Linked DNA regions of Homo sapiens: region 2 is linked to region 1. The links are chromatin loops, found by intact Hi-C in ENCODE. Cell type or tissue: dorsolateral prefrontal cortex. All regions are shown on one strand.

Region 1 (8,000 bases):
CTGAATAAAGATGAAAAAGGTAGTATTTATAAATTCTATTAATAATTGATTTCCAAAGGAAAATAACACAAAAGATAAGTGAACACTTAAAGATAATTTCAAAGTAAATCTTGCTTGAAACTATATAAAAGTATTTATTAAAAGGCAATTAATTACTAACATCCAAGTGTGAAAATTTTGACCTTTAGTGTATTGTGCAGAAAAATTGTGGTATATTTCATTTAAAATTGATCAAAGACAGCAACATACATTAATCAGAGGAAAGCATCAATTAAATGTAGAAACAAGATTTAAACAAAGATTCATATTAAAATAATGATAAGTAATACTTAGAAACTGCATCCTAGAGACACATTATTCGTATTTTTAGAAAAACAGAAACATATTAGTGTGAAAAGATGTTAAAAAATGAATATTAAATTGTTGAGCACAACACATTATGTTGGCAACAATATACCATAAGTGACTGTAGCTTGCAATAAGGAAATATCTTACTTGTTTTTCTCTTTAGGCTTTTTTTATAGGCATTAATAACAAATATTTCCTTTCCTCCCTTATTTATTGAATCACACCCCTTCTCATACTATCTTTCCCCCCAAAGGAAGTGAATTAATTCACTACCTCTTGTTATTACAGTTTTTCATTTTAAAAACAAAAAACACTTAAGTTTTCCTTTTCTCTTATTTCAAAGTTATATATTTAGCCACCTGAGTTATGCTATGCGTCAAAATGTTTGTTGTTGTTGTTGTTGTTGGTTTGAGACAGAGTCTCTGTCACCCAGGCTGGAGTGCAGTGGCGCGGTCTTGGCTCACTGCAACCTCCGCCTCTCGGATTCAAACGATTCTCCTGCCTCAGCCTCCAGAGTAGCTGGGACTACAGGTGCGCGCCACCACGCCCGGCTAATTTTTGTATTTTTAGTAGAGACGGGATTTTGCCTTCTTGGCCAGGCTGCTCTCGAACTCCGGGCCTCAGGTGATCCACCCACCTTTGCCTCCCAAAGTGTTGGGATTATAGGCTTGAGCCACTGAGCCCAGCCCTCAAAATGTTTTTGAAGTAATTTTTGTTATAGTTACACAAATGCTTCTTTAGTTCAATGGTACAGGAAATTATGAGCTTGCTTCTATTTTGTATGGCATCAAAAATGTGTAAAGTACTGCAGAATGGGTTACGTATATTACATCTTCTCTTAAAATGATAATTTTTATGGTCCTTTACTTTTTTCCCCCTTCTTTTCCTTTATGAGCTGTGTCCCTAAAAATCACTTTAATTGCACATCTAAGCTTTCTTCTCACCCAAGAAAACCATTTTGAAGTACGTAGGTGATATTACTTTCTTGAGGCTTGATGGACCCTGCTGAGATCAAACCTGTTTACTTTTCTTAAAACTCCTTTTTGTTGGAGAGTCTTAAATATTAGTCTTTGTTAACCTTTCCACAGATTTGTTATTGGGCGGGAAAAACCAGGACAAGTGAGCGAGGTTGCCCAGTTGATAAGCCAGACACTGGAACAGGAGAGGCGCCAGAGAGAGCTGCTGGAACAGCACTATGCCCAGTATGATGCCGACGATGACGAGGTCAGTAGTGCTTGCAAAGATTCTTTTTCCCACATTTTCTAATTCATGAAACTCTCTCTACTGTATAACAGTATGACAGGTTTTATGCAGTTTCTTGAGGAAGGTGTGTCCACATTGAACTAAAATTCTACCTTAGAAAAGAAATACTACTCGCATCTGATATACGCTTAAGAATCAAGTCATGGTATCCTGTTTACAGTATGAAGACTGTGGACACAAATAAGTCTTATCTTTTGCACTATTATAAAGGAAGTCATAGAAACAGAAAAGGATAAAAACACAAAAATGTGAATAATGTCATCTTTATTGGTGGAATTGGGTGATTTTCTCTCTCTGCTTTATATTTTTTCAATCTTTTCCAAATGTTCTACAATAGTATGTAATGCTTTTCCAAAAAATCAGTAAACACACCCATACACAAACAAATATACATAGAAAAGTACTAAAGATTGCTGAGTGTTTCCAGTGTCTTTTTCCCCCAGGAAGAAAAAGTTCTTTGGATCTGCTTACTATGATTTGTGCTAACATAATGCAGAACAAAGCTTTCCACTAGCACATGTTCCATAGAGCAGATACATATTGGAATAATTTTACATCCTGCTTTCTGTAAAAGATCAAGTAAATGAATAGAAGCTAACCCCCAAGTGAAAACAGCTCTCCAGAACCCTTGTGTGCTGTAATATAATACAGATGCTGGTCTATTTCTAATGTCTTTGAAATGTACATTGATATAATGGGACAACATGCTTTATTATAAACACGTTTAAACATTCATGTGTTTCATATTGGTGTGTCAAAAGATCCATCAACAATTTAATTGTAGTATTTTATACTCCATAAACTAGTACATATTCAGGTAAAACAAATATTCTTCATTCCAGCTAATATAACCACAGTGAAACTTCATGTATTCAACCCCTTCTTATCTGAATATATAATTTTTCAGAATTTTGCTTTCTAGCCAGGATATAGATATTAATAAACAGACATTCAAATATTTTCACATATTTTTAATCTGAGATGTTTTAATCCCAATGTATATTAAGATCTCATGAATATGTGGTATAATGAGGATATATTCTCCACTTATAGCAGAAAATTAGAGGTGGTATATCCGTTAACTTTTGATCAAAGAATAATATATTAGAAATCCTTTAAATGAATGAATTAGACTCTTAGAACTTGATTTAATTTATTTTCTTACTTGGTGAGTCCATTTGAAATGGCAAGTATATTTTCATTACACTGAGATATTTTGTATGAAAAATGTTCTCTTGAATTTTCAAACTAAAAAAGGGATTTCCTCAAATATTTTGAACTTGTATCTTACCTGGTTTTCAATTCTTTACATTAGTATTTTGTATTTTATCAGAGACACTGATTTGCTTTTGCTGCAAGCTTATTCTGAGATTGTAGAATCATTTTCTGCAGGTTTGATTTTTGCGTCCTCACTGTGCTAGGATTTTTGGTCTTAGGTTCAGGGGAGTACAGTGACATCAAGTGGTGGAAGGGGACATGGCCAGGCTTTCTAGTCTGTGTGCCTTGGTGTCTTTGGCATGAAAGCACAGGGATTGGGCTAGATCACAAAATTCCTTCCAGCTTCTAATGTTCCATGAATATGAAATAAGACATCAAGTCTAACAAGCAGAGGGGGCAAAGAAAGAAGATAGTCACATTTTTAAGGCACTCCAAGTAAAACATTTAGATCACAGACCACACATTTTCTGCAGGTATTTTGAGGCGCTGATCACATTCATCCCCAAAAGTTGATATAAAATTTTGCTCTTTTTTTTTTTTTACGACACAGGGTCTTGCTCTGCCACCCAGGCTGGAGTGCAGTGGTGCAAGCATAGCTCACTATATCCTTGAGCTCCTGGGCTCAAGCCAACCTCCTGCCTTGCCTCAGCCTCCTGAGTAGCTGGGGCAACAAGCACACAGAACCACATCCTGCTAATTAAAAAAAAAAAATTTTTTTTTTATAGATGAGGTCTCACTATGTTGTCCAGGCCTGTCTTGAACTCCTGGCCTCAAGCAGTCCTCCTGCCTCAGCCTTCCAAAGTGCTGGGATTACAGGTGTGAGCCACCCTACCTGGCCCAGATTTTTCTTTAACTTGATAATTGGAATAGATGGAAAAAGAATAGTTTTTACTTGACATTTATACTTAGGAATGTATCACATCTTAAATGGAAGATTGTTTATAGATTTTTTTTGTTTGCCTGTTTTTGTAAAGTAATCAGAGTTGTCACCTGAGCAGATATTTTCAGGGGCAAGGAAATTAAGTAAATATTCAGTGGCAAGCACTTTGCAAGGTGTCTTTCTTACATGATCTCATTTAATCTTTAATGCAGCCAGAAGAGATTTTCTTTTTTTCCCTAGAAATGCAGCAACTGAGGTTTTTTTCTAGTGGTACATCCAGTAGCTGGCAGAGTTGAAATTGGAATAAAGTCTTGCTGGCTCCAAAGCCTGGACTCTTTGCAACACACTGTGCTGTTTTTGAGTAGCATGTAAGAACACTCCTGCAGACACAGAATAACTGGGTAACAAAAGATGTTAAGAGAATTACTGTTTGCGGTGATGGAGTTTAGGTTCTATGATTCTTTGTTCTGTATTTCTAATAATAGGGAAATCAAGTCTTTGGATAATTATTTTCTCTATGCAACAGTCCATAAGAATCATCTTTATAGAGTTTAAAGAGAAGAATAATTGAGTACTCAAATTTTTTTTAATTAGTTTAGCTTTAAGTTAAACTGTTTTTCTTTCTGCAAGTTGTAGAAGTAAAAACGAGGTGCTTGCTATGTTACTCCAAGTAACTCACTTTATGGAAAAAAGTCAAGGAGACTTCTCCTTTGTATCTGTCTCTCATCCTCTGTGACTTGGGTTTTTTCCCTTTCTTGTATGTTACACACTGCCTCAACAAAACATGCCCAGATAAAACCAACTGTTAATTTTCAGTGCATAGGAGAGATGAAAGCTGTACAAATAGTGAAAATCCACTCCAATGTTAAAACTTCAAATTGTCACTTGATTCAAATTCTTTTTTCTAATGCTGAAAAAATTATTAAATGGATTGATTTGAGTGCTTTTTCCCTATTTTCTATTTACTCTCTGTCTTTCTTTGTGAATGAAGAATAAAATGTCCAAGAGGCATAAAGGAAATGAGAAGAACAAATATTGGATAGCTAATGGATAAATGCTCCTTGAATAATTGAGTTAATTTCATATATAATTGAACAATTTATTGATTAGTATATCTTTGTTAATCAGTCACTTGGTTTTTTTACTTTTATGATTTATAGAATCATCTTGTGATTTCAAAGTTAGAGTTATTTTTATTTGACAGTATCTCCTGTGACATTCCCTGCACCAGCCAGGAAAACCTCCATTTAGATACAGAACAACCAAGTTCATCCAACTGATTTCCAGAGCCAGCTCTTAGTCAGCATTTTCTGCTGAAGGATAGATAGCTTCTGTTTTTGATCAAATCATCCAAAGTTGATTGTAACTTGGAACTTGTCACATTGACAGAGGGTATTTGCTTGCTTGCATTCACTACATGGAAAACATCACAATGGGAGAAATAGATCCTGAAATTATAAACCTACAGTGGAGCTCTAAAAACTATATTGAGAAAGATTAACTTACAATATATTGCTTATGCTTAGACATATCTGTTTCAATGCTTTAGGAAATTATAAGTCATACTCTAGTAGAATTTAAGCTATGTAGATAATTTTCAAACTATTTAAATTTCTGCTTTTTCTGTTTTTTTCTTCCTCTACATCTTTAGAAGGGTTTAAAATAAGCAAACAGCCAATTTTATTTTAATTTGCATCCCTGTTTTTGTTTACTCTCTGTTAAACATTCTGATTAAAAAAAAATGTTAAAATGGCTCTGCCTAAAAGCTGTAGAATAAAAAGGAGGATCCTATTTAAGAAGAGGGAGATGAATATTTGAACAATTGAAAAATTTTAAATGTATATCTGAATATATCTGTGATTCATGATTTAATTTCTGTTTAATCGAAGTATTGATCACTTGTTTTTTTTTTCTTTCTTTCTCTTTTCTTTTTTTTAATAATCTGAAAGGTTGCCATGGAGGATTTCAATAAATCTCTCAGACAATCAGCACTATTTCATGACACTCGGGGGGTATGATAAATTTTTCAACTAGAATTTAACTTTTTAGTAACATTTAATCTCTTGTCATACTCCACCACTATCAGTTTGTAGCCTTTTAGTAGTGAGATGATGTAATTATGGTATATATTTTGTGTAGTGTGTATATATTATGAGTATTTTTTATTTAAGAGCATTATGCCGTTTGAAATGCTGCAGGCTTAGACTGGAAATACAGTATGAACTAGTGCTATATTCCATTTTTGAGTTAGAAAATAGGTATGGTCATTGAAATTAAAATAAAGTATTACACTTTAAAAATTATGATTATTTGGCTTCCTTAAATATTCTTTTAAGATATAGTATTTGTTACATTGTAAAGTCTTAGCTATAGATAGCATTTCAAAGTCTCCTTAGGCAGTAGTTCATAAGAAGGTTAATCATCACTCCAGAAACTGAAGCCCCTTCTATACTGAAGCCCCTAAAATATAATTTAATCTTTCTTTCATAATTTGTTTTCATTACTGGAAATTAATATCATTATAACAATATTATAGCAACTTTTTTTTTAGAATCTTTTAAAGTATTGAATACAGTTTAGAGTAGCTGCCCTCATGGGTATGGTTTTTTATTGCTTGTGTTAGCATGTCATAATTAGAGGCAAAAATATAATGGAAGCTTTGGTTTGCATAAGTATTAAAAGGTATACAATAATATAATATTTATGTTATAAAAAGTGTTAGAGGGATAACATTAAGTTTGACTCATACTGTTTGCCATTCCTAGTTGGAAACAGCTTGTGTGTGTAAACAAGAGAATGCAATTATTATGGTTGGCCTTTTAATAATGTGAATATAATAATGTAAATAGACTTTATACTGTATCTATAATACTGAGAAACCAAGAGTGTGGGCATTTTTTACCAACATGCCGCAATATTGTCTTAGTACTTAACAGTGTGTATTACAGTAAGCACTGGGACTCAGTGTTTTTCAATCCTTTATCAGGCTGCTCTCTGCGGTGGGGGTTAAGCCTTCTTTAATATTTTTTGTCAACCATTTTAGAACACTGTGGCTGAATTGCAAGGAATGTCTGGCAACTGCAATAACAATAACAACTATTTTCTTAAGGTTTGTTTTTTGGTTTAAAGTAATGCTTACCTGTACTTTCCTGCTTCATATGTAAAATTAAATATTCTTTGTGTCTTATTAACTATCTGTATGTTCTGAAGAACTTCTCTAGAGTGATGTGTTTTGTGCATTGAATAATAGTTTGAAAATAATCATTCAAAAAACAATTCTGAAACATAGCATATATTTTAGGTATAGGTTCTGCAATTTAGACTCATTTCTTAATATTTAGCCATGGATATTTTTAACCCCTAACACTTTAAATATCTTGTGATTCAAATTAAAGGGAAAAAGCAAATGTCCAACAGCAGGTCTGTATGATGTTTACACAGTAATAATGCACATAGTGATTTATACTGTCTGTAAATCCAGTACTTTTTTAGAAAATAATCTTTTGATACAAAATTCTTGATTTCTCAAAACACTAAATATATCTTTAAATTATAGTAGTATTTAGTTGCATGATTTATATGGTAGACATATCAAAATATCTAAAATATCAAAATATCTAAAATGATACTATACTTTAAATAATAAAATAATTCTCGTTATGTTTAGTTGCTGTTAATATAGATAGCAGTGCTTAAAAATGGAGGTTGAGTGTATGTAAAAGGCAGGCTGATTTATGGCAATTAGAGGAAACTGAAGAATAAAGGAAATATATTTAACAGCCTGTTCACAGACTCCAATTTGGTCTAATCTCTAAAATCATTAAATTTAATTATATCCTTTGTTTTATGATCCCCAAATCTATAGCAACAGTCATTGTCACCAAAGCCAAGAATCACAAGGTGCTTGGAAAACATTCCGTTTAAGACCCTATCCATATGTGCACTGGCCTAAGTAGTGTATACACATGCTTAACACACACACACACCACACACACACCACACTCACACCACACATACCCATGCACACACACCACACATATCCACACACACACCACACACACACCACACATACCCACACACACCACACACACACACCACACTCACACCACACATACCCACACACACCCACCACACATACCCACAAACACCACACACACACACCACACACACACCACACATGCCCACACACACATCACACACACCACACATACCCTCACAACCACACACACACCACACACACGACAAACACCACCCTCACACACCACACACACCACAAATACATACACACCTC
Region 2 (8,000 bases), 290 kb before region 1:
ATTAGTAGATTTGACACTATGTACGATGGCCCTTCATATTCCAAGTTCACTGAGACTCGAAAGATGTTTGAGAGAAGTGTGCATGAATCAGGACAGAACAACCGCTATTCCCCAAAGAAAGAGAAAGCTGGAGGGAGTGAACCTCAGGATGAATGGGGAGGTTCCAAGTCCAACAGAGGCAGTACTGATTCCTTGGACAGCCTTAGCTCCCGAACTGAGGCTGTCTCCCCAACTGTGAGTCAACTGAGTGCAGTATTTGAGAACACTGATTCTCCCAGTGCCATCATTTCTGAGAAGGCTGAAAACAATGAATACTCAGTGACTGGGCATTATCCCTTGAATTTACCATCTGTTACTGTTACAAATCTTGACACATTTGGTCACCTGAAGGATTCTAATTCCTGGCCTCCTTCAAACAAGCGAGGTGTTGATACAGAGGATGCTCACAAGAGTAATGCAACTCCAGTACCAGAAGTGGCTTCTAAAAGTACCTCTCTAGCTTCGATACCTGGTGAAGAGATCCAGCAGAGCAAGGAACCCGAGGACTCCACATCTAATCAACAGACTCCCGACAGCATTGACAAAGATGGTCCTGAAGAACCTTGTGCTGAAAGTAAGGCAATGCCAAAGTCCGAAATCCCTTCACCACAAAGCCAACTGTTAGAAGATGCTGAAGCTAATTTGGTTGGAAGGGAGGCAGCAAAGCAACAGAGGAAAGAACTTGCAGGTGGTGATTTCACCTCTCCTGATGCTTCTGCATCCAGTTGTGGAAAAGAAGTACCTGAAGATTCAAATAATTTTGATGGTTCCCATGTGTACATGCACAGTGACTATAATGTGTATAGGGTGAGATCCAGGTATAATTCAGACTGGGGAGAGACAGGCACTGAGCAGGATGAGGAGGAAGATAGTGATGAGAACAGTTACTATCAGCCTGATATGGAGTACTCGGAAATTGTTGGATTGCCAGAAGAAGAAGAAATCCCAGCAAATAGGAAAATTAAGTTTAGTAGTGCTCCTATTAAGGTAAGTGTGTTTTCTCCATTTTGTTTTCTAAATTTGTTTTTAGTACTAGGGCCTAATTGTATGTAGAATAGACTTGACAACTAGTAGGAGTTTTTGTAAGGGATTCAAGATTGTTGATACCTTTAAAATCACCTGTTGTCAGGTGATTTTAAAAGTTCAGAGTTTGAGAGATATCAATTACATTTCTTAAATGTGCTTTATAATGGCATACATCAATAGTGAGTAATATTAAAGCTGAAGAAGTTCGGGAATTGTGAGATACGTTCCAATGAACTGGAGTATGAGTATTGTGAGTACTGAAAACCAGGAGTGTTAGTTTGAAATGTAATTACTTTAGTTTTACCTAAAATTATTCATAAATAATATTTTCTGAATGTACACACTTTAAGGTATGAAGTATAATGTACAATGGGAGAGTTTTGGTAATCTGGGAATAATATTCGATTTACTTTCTTAAAAAAATCTGAGTTATTAAGTGTAAGTGGATTGTGAGGAATTTTGTTGGAACTTTTTTTGGGGGGTACTGCTAGTTGGTGGTGAAAATTTAATTTATGGAAATATATTAGCTGACTTAAATACTTTGAAAAGCTTTGACTGTAAACAGTCTGAGTTCAAAATTTGTTACATAGCTTTAAAATGAATTTTTTGAAAGAAATAACATTGATTTGCCATTCATGGATTTATTTTTACCTCTTAAAAACTGGATAAATGCCAATGGAATTCACATGCTCTAATGACTTCACTTAGTTAACATTTGGTATGGAAGAATAGCACAAAGTACATCAGCAGTGGGTGGTAGAATGTTATTAGTGGATAATGGCAATAGGGGCAGGAGGTGGTTGGTTGAGTACCAGAATCTCCTGGGGTGCTTTTTCAAAGTGTACTTGCCCACAGCTCAGTCCTGAGATGCTGGCATGCTCTCCTTGGGGAATCTGGAAGGTTATGGTGGCAGAATGTGTAGTTTTAGACCACATTCTAGGGGCTTCTAGCTTACACAGTGTGTATATATGATAGACTTGGAATTTGATATATTCCTGTAAATTTTCTCCTCAAAATCTAAAATCACTGTCTGTTATTTTCATTTTGGGACCTTCCATATAAGGCTCTAAAATATAAATTTACATAGAAATATTTAAAGAGAAATCTGACATTGTTCTGATTATGAAATACTATTCTGAAATAAAGTAATAATCTATGAAATTATTTACAGATGTTAGCAGGCAGACTTTCATTTTATTAGTGTAAGGCAGAAGTTCTGGGTCAGAATGGGTCATGTTAAGTTAAACTGTAGTTTAAAATAAACTACAGATGTCAATTCAGTTTGAAAGTAAGTTTCTTTGCAGTGCTTTACCACCTTCCTTTGTGATTATCTCCTCCTGCCTTCCTATTCCTCCCCAACCCCCACTGCCCTACTCTAGATGGTCTTTAAAGGTGCCTTTCCCCCAAGCCTATCCAGTGAGCTCCTAAACTTTGCCATTCGCATCCCCCTTGAACATCATCTTTCTACCCTTTAGGAAGAAAGCAATAAGATTAAATCGTTTCACATTGAGAAAGGCAGGAATAACTGAAATGAACTCTTCAAGGAGTTGTTAAACCCAGTGACTAACTTTTTAATACAAGGGATAGCAGCTTATGAAAATTTATCAAGTAGACCACTACCCAGTCAACCAAGTGGGACACCAGCCTGTATTTGGGTCCTGTGCTGCACAAAACATAACTGTGCACTAGTTGGTTTAATGGATTTTAAAGGATTTATCATTGAAATGTGTCTGTTTATATGTGAACAAACCAGCTTTTTGGGAATGATATTTTGAAGTTCAACTAATTTGTGCTATGATTGCTTATAACAATAAGTATTTTGCCTCTTAATTTTCATATAATGACAATTTTATCTAGCAAATAATGAAACATTACCTACATTTAATGCATTTCATCAAGAATAAGATTTCTAAAACAAATTAGATCAAGCATAAGACTTGTGAAACAAAGATAATGTATTGCATTTGATTGGGCAGTTAACAGGACTTCTTGGAGTGGATTAAGTTTGCAAACAGAAGATTCATTCTTAGCCCTTTGTAATGAATAACACAATTACTCTTTCTTGCTGCTTCCATTGTTAAATATGCAAGTGGATTCACTTGGAAAATTTGAGAGCTGCTTTCTACTGGTCATGGTGGTGGCCATAGTGTTTAGGTTATTCTCCAATTAAGATTTTTTTTGCTGCAGAGGGTGGTAATACCTTATTAGATCCAATTAAAGTATTTATTGAAGGCTTATCATGTGTGTTCTCTCATGCTGTTAGCTGAAGAAGACACAAAAATCTGTAAGGTTACCCCTTTCCTCTGTGAGTTTGTAGAGTCAATTCTTAAACACATTGTATTTAAAATCCATAAAAAACAGTATAAAAAACTATGCCAAAATTTTTAATGTCCTGTGAGTCCTTTAGTGGCACTTGGTTGTACTAAATGCATATAGTGAAAGGGATTTGATAGATTATTTGGAAAGGAATACATGCAACCATTTTCTATCTGTGTTTCTTTATTCTTTTCATAAAACTTTATTTATGGAATGGGAAGTTGCAATTCCTAACCTCAGTCTTTTCCTTTGAAGCTTAAACATACTTCCTCTTAAAGAAGCAACAGGGAATGTATTCTTTAAATAAATGATTTTTAGAACTTTTACATTCTTTTCCTGGCTGTCACTTTATTCTGTACTAGGTTAAAAATTCCTAGCACCTTTAGTTTTTTGTTATAGATCTTATTTATCATCTTTGTATGTGTAATATTGTCCTCAGTGACTACTTCAGTTCTTTTTATAGATGTTTTACATAGATATTTCCATAAGATGTCTTAAATCTGGACTTAGAAAAACATCAGAATAATAGTTGATCTTTCCTGTGTAGCATATACCTTGTACTTGTACATATACCTTGATTTTTAAAAATGGTCAGACTGTATTGCCAGCCATCAGTTAGTATGACTTTCCTATCTTTCACAGACAGTTATTTCTTATTAGATAGATTGTTATGTTTCATAGGGTCATGAAATATTAGAATGGGATTAATAATAGCAAATTAAAATCCAACTTTGAGATATGGCATGGGAGAATGTTATGGACCATGCTAATTCGAGATGGAATTATGCCTTCATTTTCAGGAATTTTTCAAAATGAAAGGATTGAATTAAAGTAAATTTGTCTTAGATGAATCAAAACAAGAGAGGGTGACATGTCATTTTTTTCTACTAATTCAGAACATTTATGGAGCCCCTAATATGTGTCAGGGACAATGCAAATATAACAAATACAACAAATACATAAAATGAGGAGCTGATGAAGTAAGGAGCTGCTGGTCGGTGGGACGTGTACAGCCCATTAAGGAAGCTCTCAGGCTGTTCCCAACTCTGTGCTTTGATGATCTTTCTAAGGTTGCTGCAGCCTCATTAAGGAAGTCACAACCTTTCTCTGTTTCTTATGTCCTTTGGATTGGTATTTTTTTTTCCCCTCAAATACTATTGTGTTACAATGGATTGTTATTCTTGAAACAGCATATCTGAAAAAGATTTTTCTAACTCACAGTAAGAAGGATATTGCAGAGTTAATATTGAGGTACATTGTGCTATATTTTGTGTTTTCTCAAATCATATGGAGCTTTACAGGATTAGAATTCAAATAATCAGCAAGGGCACCAGAGCTTCTTCAAACCTTACATGATAGTTGTTGAAAATGGATCTTCTTGTATTCTCTCCCTTTTTGGGGGCTCCGAGTCATAGTTAGGGCATTCATGGATATATGAAGTTTTTTTGTTCAGGATGGTTTTCAGGGAATAGTTCTGTTGAGATCCAACTTTTTGTCTTTGCGGAGGCTTCCTTTATAACAGTTTTGTCAGTGCTTCTTAAACTTTAATATGCATATGAATCACTTGGGAGATCTTGTTAGCATCAAGATTCTGATTCAGTAGGTATTCTATGGGAAATTACCTTGATACAATGGTTGAGCTACAAGTACACCAGCAGGCAAGCTATCTCAGAGGTTATGGAATAGAAGACTCAGAAAACAAATTAAAATGCTTGAATCACATGATTTACCAAACCAGTTAAACACAAATCCAGAAGCAAGAGGAAAGCTATGGAGTAAGTTAACACACTTCAGGTTCAAACCAGGTTGGAAGGACCACGCTACCTGTCCTGGATAAACAATGTTCCTATGTCCCATCTTTCTTTCACATAACCCTTCCCCATTAATGATGTGGTTATGAGGACCAGAGCTGATGTTTGAGCCAAGACTCCATAGACTAATGATTTCCTGGGTCGATGATACACACTTGTTCTGTTGAAGAGATGTGACAAATACACTTAGGTACAGCCGTAGCTTTGCTAGTTTGCCTGCTGATGAGCCATGGGACCATCCTTGGTGTCTTCAGTAGATGACTGATATGGAAGTAATGTAGCTATCAGTCCAGGCATAATGGTGACTTGGTATTTCCACTGCTTTTTGTCTATAAGTAAATCTCATTCATTTTATCATAATTTCTATTTATTTTATTGTTGTCATGTCTTACTCCCAGCTTACCTATTTATTACGCATCTGCTGACTGCCTTCATTTCACCAGCTTGCATTCTCATTATCAATACTTGGCCCAGCCTGAGTGTTGCCTCTGTCTCATAAGTTGTTAGTTTATTTACCATCTATGATTATCACTTCTTAAGTGTTTCATCCATCCCATTAGTTTTGTTTACCTCTATAATAGAATTTCATATTCTGAAATAATACAGGAAAACCACGTTAACAGTATGTCTGGAGGGGAACCTTAGATTTTACATTTCTAACAAGCTCTCAAGTGGTGCCGATGCCGCTGATCAAGAGATCACTCTTTGGAATATGAATTTGAAGTACAATCTTCTGGCTTCTGAAAGTGGCTGGCCATAGCATGTTAGGGAAGCAACATGTAATAAATTTCCTTTCCAGATGGGCTGCTATATCTGGTTGGGTGGAATAATATTCTCTGAAGATGAAATAAGGTATAATCTTGTAAAGTGCATGAATACTCTGTTTCTGGATCCCAAAGTGGATTATTATCCTTAACTCAAGGCATTTGGGTCATTAAAAAGTCACATCCTAGGCTCTTTGTGTGGTTTAAGTTTTTAGTTATAAAAAGTTGGGAGGAAGAAGTTTTTAATGGAATCAGAAATTTCATTTCTTTCATTCTTTTGCAAGTGTAAATTAATAAACTTAGTATAAGAATGGTCATATGATTTAACTTGCTTTTCTTGGATAACTTTGATGGTACAACTTTTTTTTTGTTTGTTTTTTGTTTTTTGTTTTTTGAGAGGGAGCTTTGCTCTGTCACCCAGGTTGGAGTGCAGTGGCACGATCTCAGCTCACTGAAACCTCCACCTCCTGGGTTCAAGAGATTCTCAGGCCTCAGCCCTCTGAGTAGCTGGGACAACAGGCATGCACAACTATTCCAGACTAATTTTTATATTTTTAGTAGAGACAGGGTTTTTACCATGTTGGCCAGGCTAGTCTCGAACTCCTGACCTCAAGTGATCTGACCGCGTTGGCCTCCCAAAGTGCTGAGATTATAGGCGTGAACCACTGTGCCCAGCCGATGGTATAACATTTAAATTGGATTTCCTTTTAAATTTTTATGTTTTATGACCTATGCTTCATAACCAGGTAAATGAAATATGTCAAATATTTTAATATACTTTGTAAAATCAAATAATGAAGATTTGTTGAATGAACCCCTTTTCTAAAATCCAGAGGTATAGCTATACTTTTAAACTGAACAGTGATCATTTAGTGTTTAAAAAGGGATTCTTTTGACAGCAGATTATTTCAGATGTTTACTGGTATTTATTTGTAATAGAAATATTTAAAGTTTCTTGTTTTTTGTTAATTTAATTAATTTTTTTTGAGACAAGGTCTTGCTCTGTCACCCTGGCTGTAGTGCAGTGATGCAGTCATGGCTCACTGCAGCCCTGACCTCTGGGGCACAAGTAATTCTCCTGCCTCAGCCTCCCATGCAGCTAGGACTACAGGCAAGCGCCACCATGCCTGTTATTATTTTTTTTTTTTTTGTAGAGATGAAGTCTCACTATGTTGTCTAGGCTTGTCTTGAACTCCTGGGTTCAAGCGACCCTCCTGCCTTGGCCTCCCGAAGTGCTGAGATTAAAGGCATGAGCCACTGTGCCCAGCAGTTGCTTGCTTTTTGGATCATACATACTTTGTGTTCCCTCTAAACTTTCTCACAAATGACACTAATTGTTGGGTTCATGTACTTGAAAGATAAGATGCCAAATTTGGAGGAAAATCACTTTGTGTTATGTTATCCATGTGTCGTTTACCTTGTTAACCCAGTTAATATGCCCATTACAAGTAATTTGATTGAAATCTCATCTGCATTAGATTTTTTTCTAACACTTTCTCTACCACTTGAAAACAAGTTTAGGAATTTTCATAGAGAAATATAGTTAGATGTGGGATAAATTCTGTATAAACAAAACAAACATTACTATAGATTGTTGCTTTTTATGCTGTTATCTAATTTACCTGATATTTTTCTTGATTTTCTATGCTCTCATTTGGACCTATTTTCTTTTTGTTCTTTTGCTTCATTATATTCTATAGCTATGGTTTTGAAAAGGAAGAAAACTTTTCAAGTTATGCTTTATAGTTTTTCTTCTGGTCACTTTTACAGTTTTCTCCTGGTTCTCATCTCTTTAGTTTGTGACATAGACATTTAGAGATGAAATATACTTGAAGGTAATCTAGCGTCATTTCCCAGTCACTTCAGGAAGCCCTTCAGTAGCATACTCCTGACAGATGATGTTTCAGCTTCTGCTTGAATAATTCTACCGATGGAGAGTTTATTACTTTGGAAGGTAAAAGGAAAGTTAGAAGGAGGGGCATGCTGGTGTGTGTAGGGAGGTGGTGCACTCACTCTTCTTTTTATTTAATTTTAATTTGCAATT

Evidence for each region. A loop is a pair of places that touch in the nucleus more often than their neighbours do. Peaks named below come from ENCODE experiments on the same cell type or tissue, not always from the same donor. Only the 100,000 strongest peaks of a DNase experiment are listed, where the experiment ranks them.
Region 2: it touches region 1 in a loop (2.9-fold over the local background); 22 of 110 quality-filtered maps call a loop at or near these places.

The regions. Positions count from the first base shown.
Region 1 is chr7:95,196,913-95,204,912 of GRCh38, forward strand. PPP1R9A (protein phosphatase 1 regulatory subunit 9A) reads left to right here. Exons shown (of 20, transcript NM_001166160.2): 6 at 1,437-1,572; 7 at 6,753-6,818. All of the region lies in intron 1 of PPP1R9A-AS1 (PPP1R9A antisense RNA 1), which reads right to left. Among named protein-coding and RNA genes, the nearest start is that of PPP1R9A-AS1, 13 kb to the right of the region's middle. In dorsolateral prefrontal cortex, CTCF peaks have their summits at 3,038 (motif pointing left) and 3,238; a DNase peak (open chromatin) is centred at 3,089; H3K27ac peaks cover 1,241 bases.
Region 2 is chr7:94,910,483-94,918,482 of GRCh38, forward strand. PPP1R9A (protein phosphatase 1 regulatory subunit 9A) reads left to right here. Exons shown (of 20, transcript NM_001166160.2): 2 at 1-1,026. Among named protein-coding and RNA genes, the nearest start is that of PPP1R9A, 6.9 kb to the left of the region's middle. In dorsolateral prefrontal cortex, no CTCF peak of the experiment used is centred here; no DNase peak of the experiment used is centred here; H3K4me3 peaks cover 2,335 bases.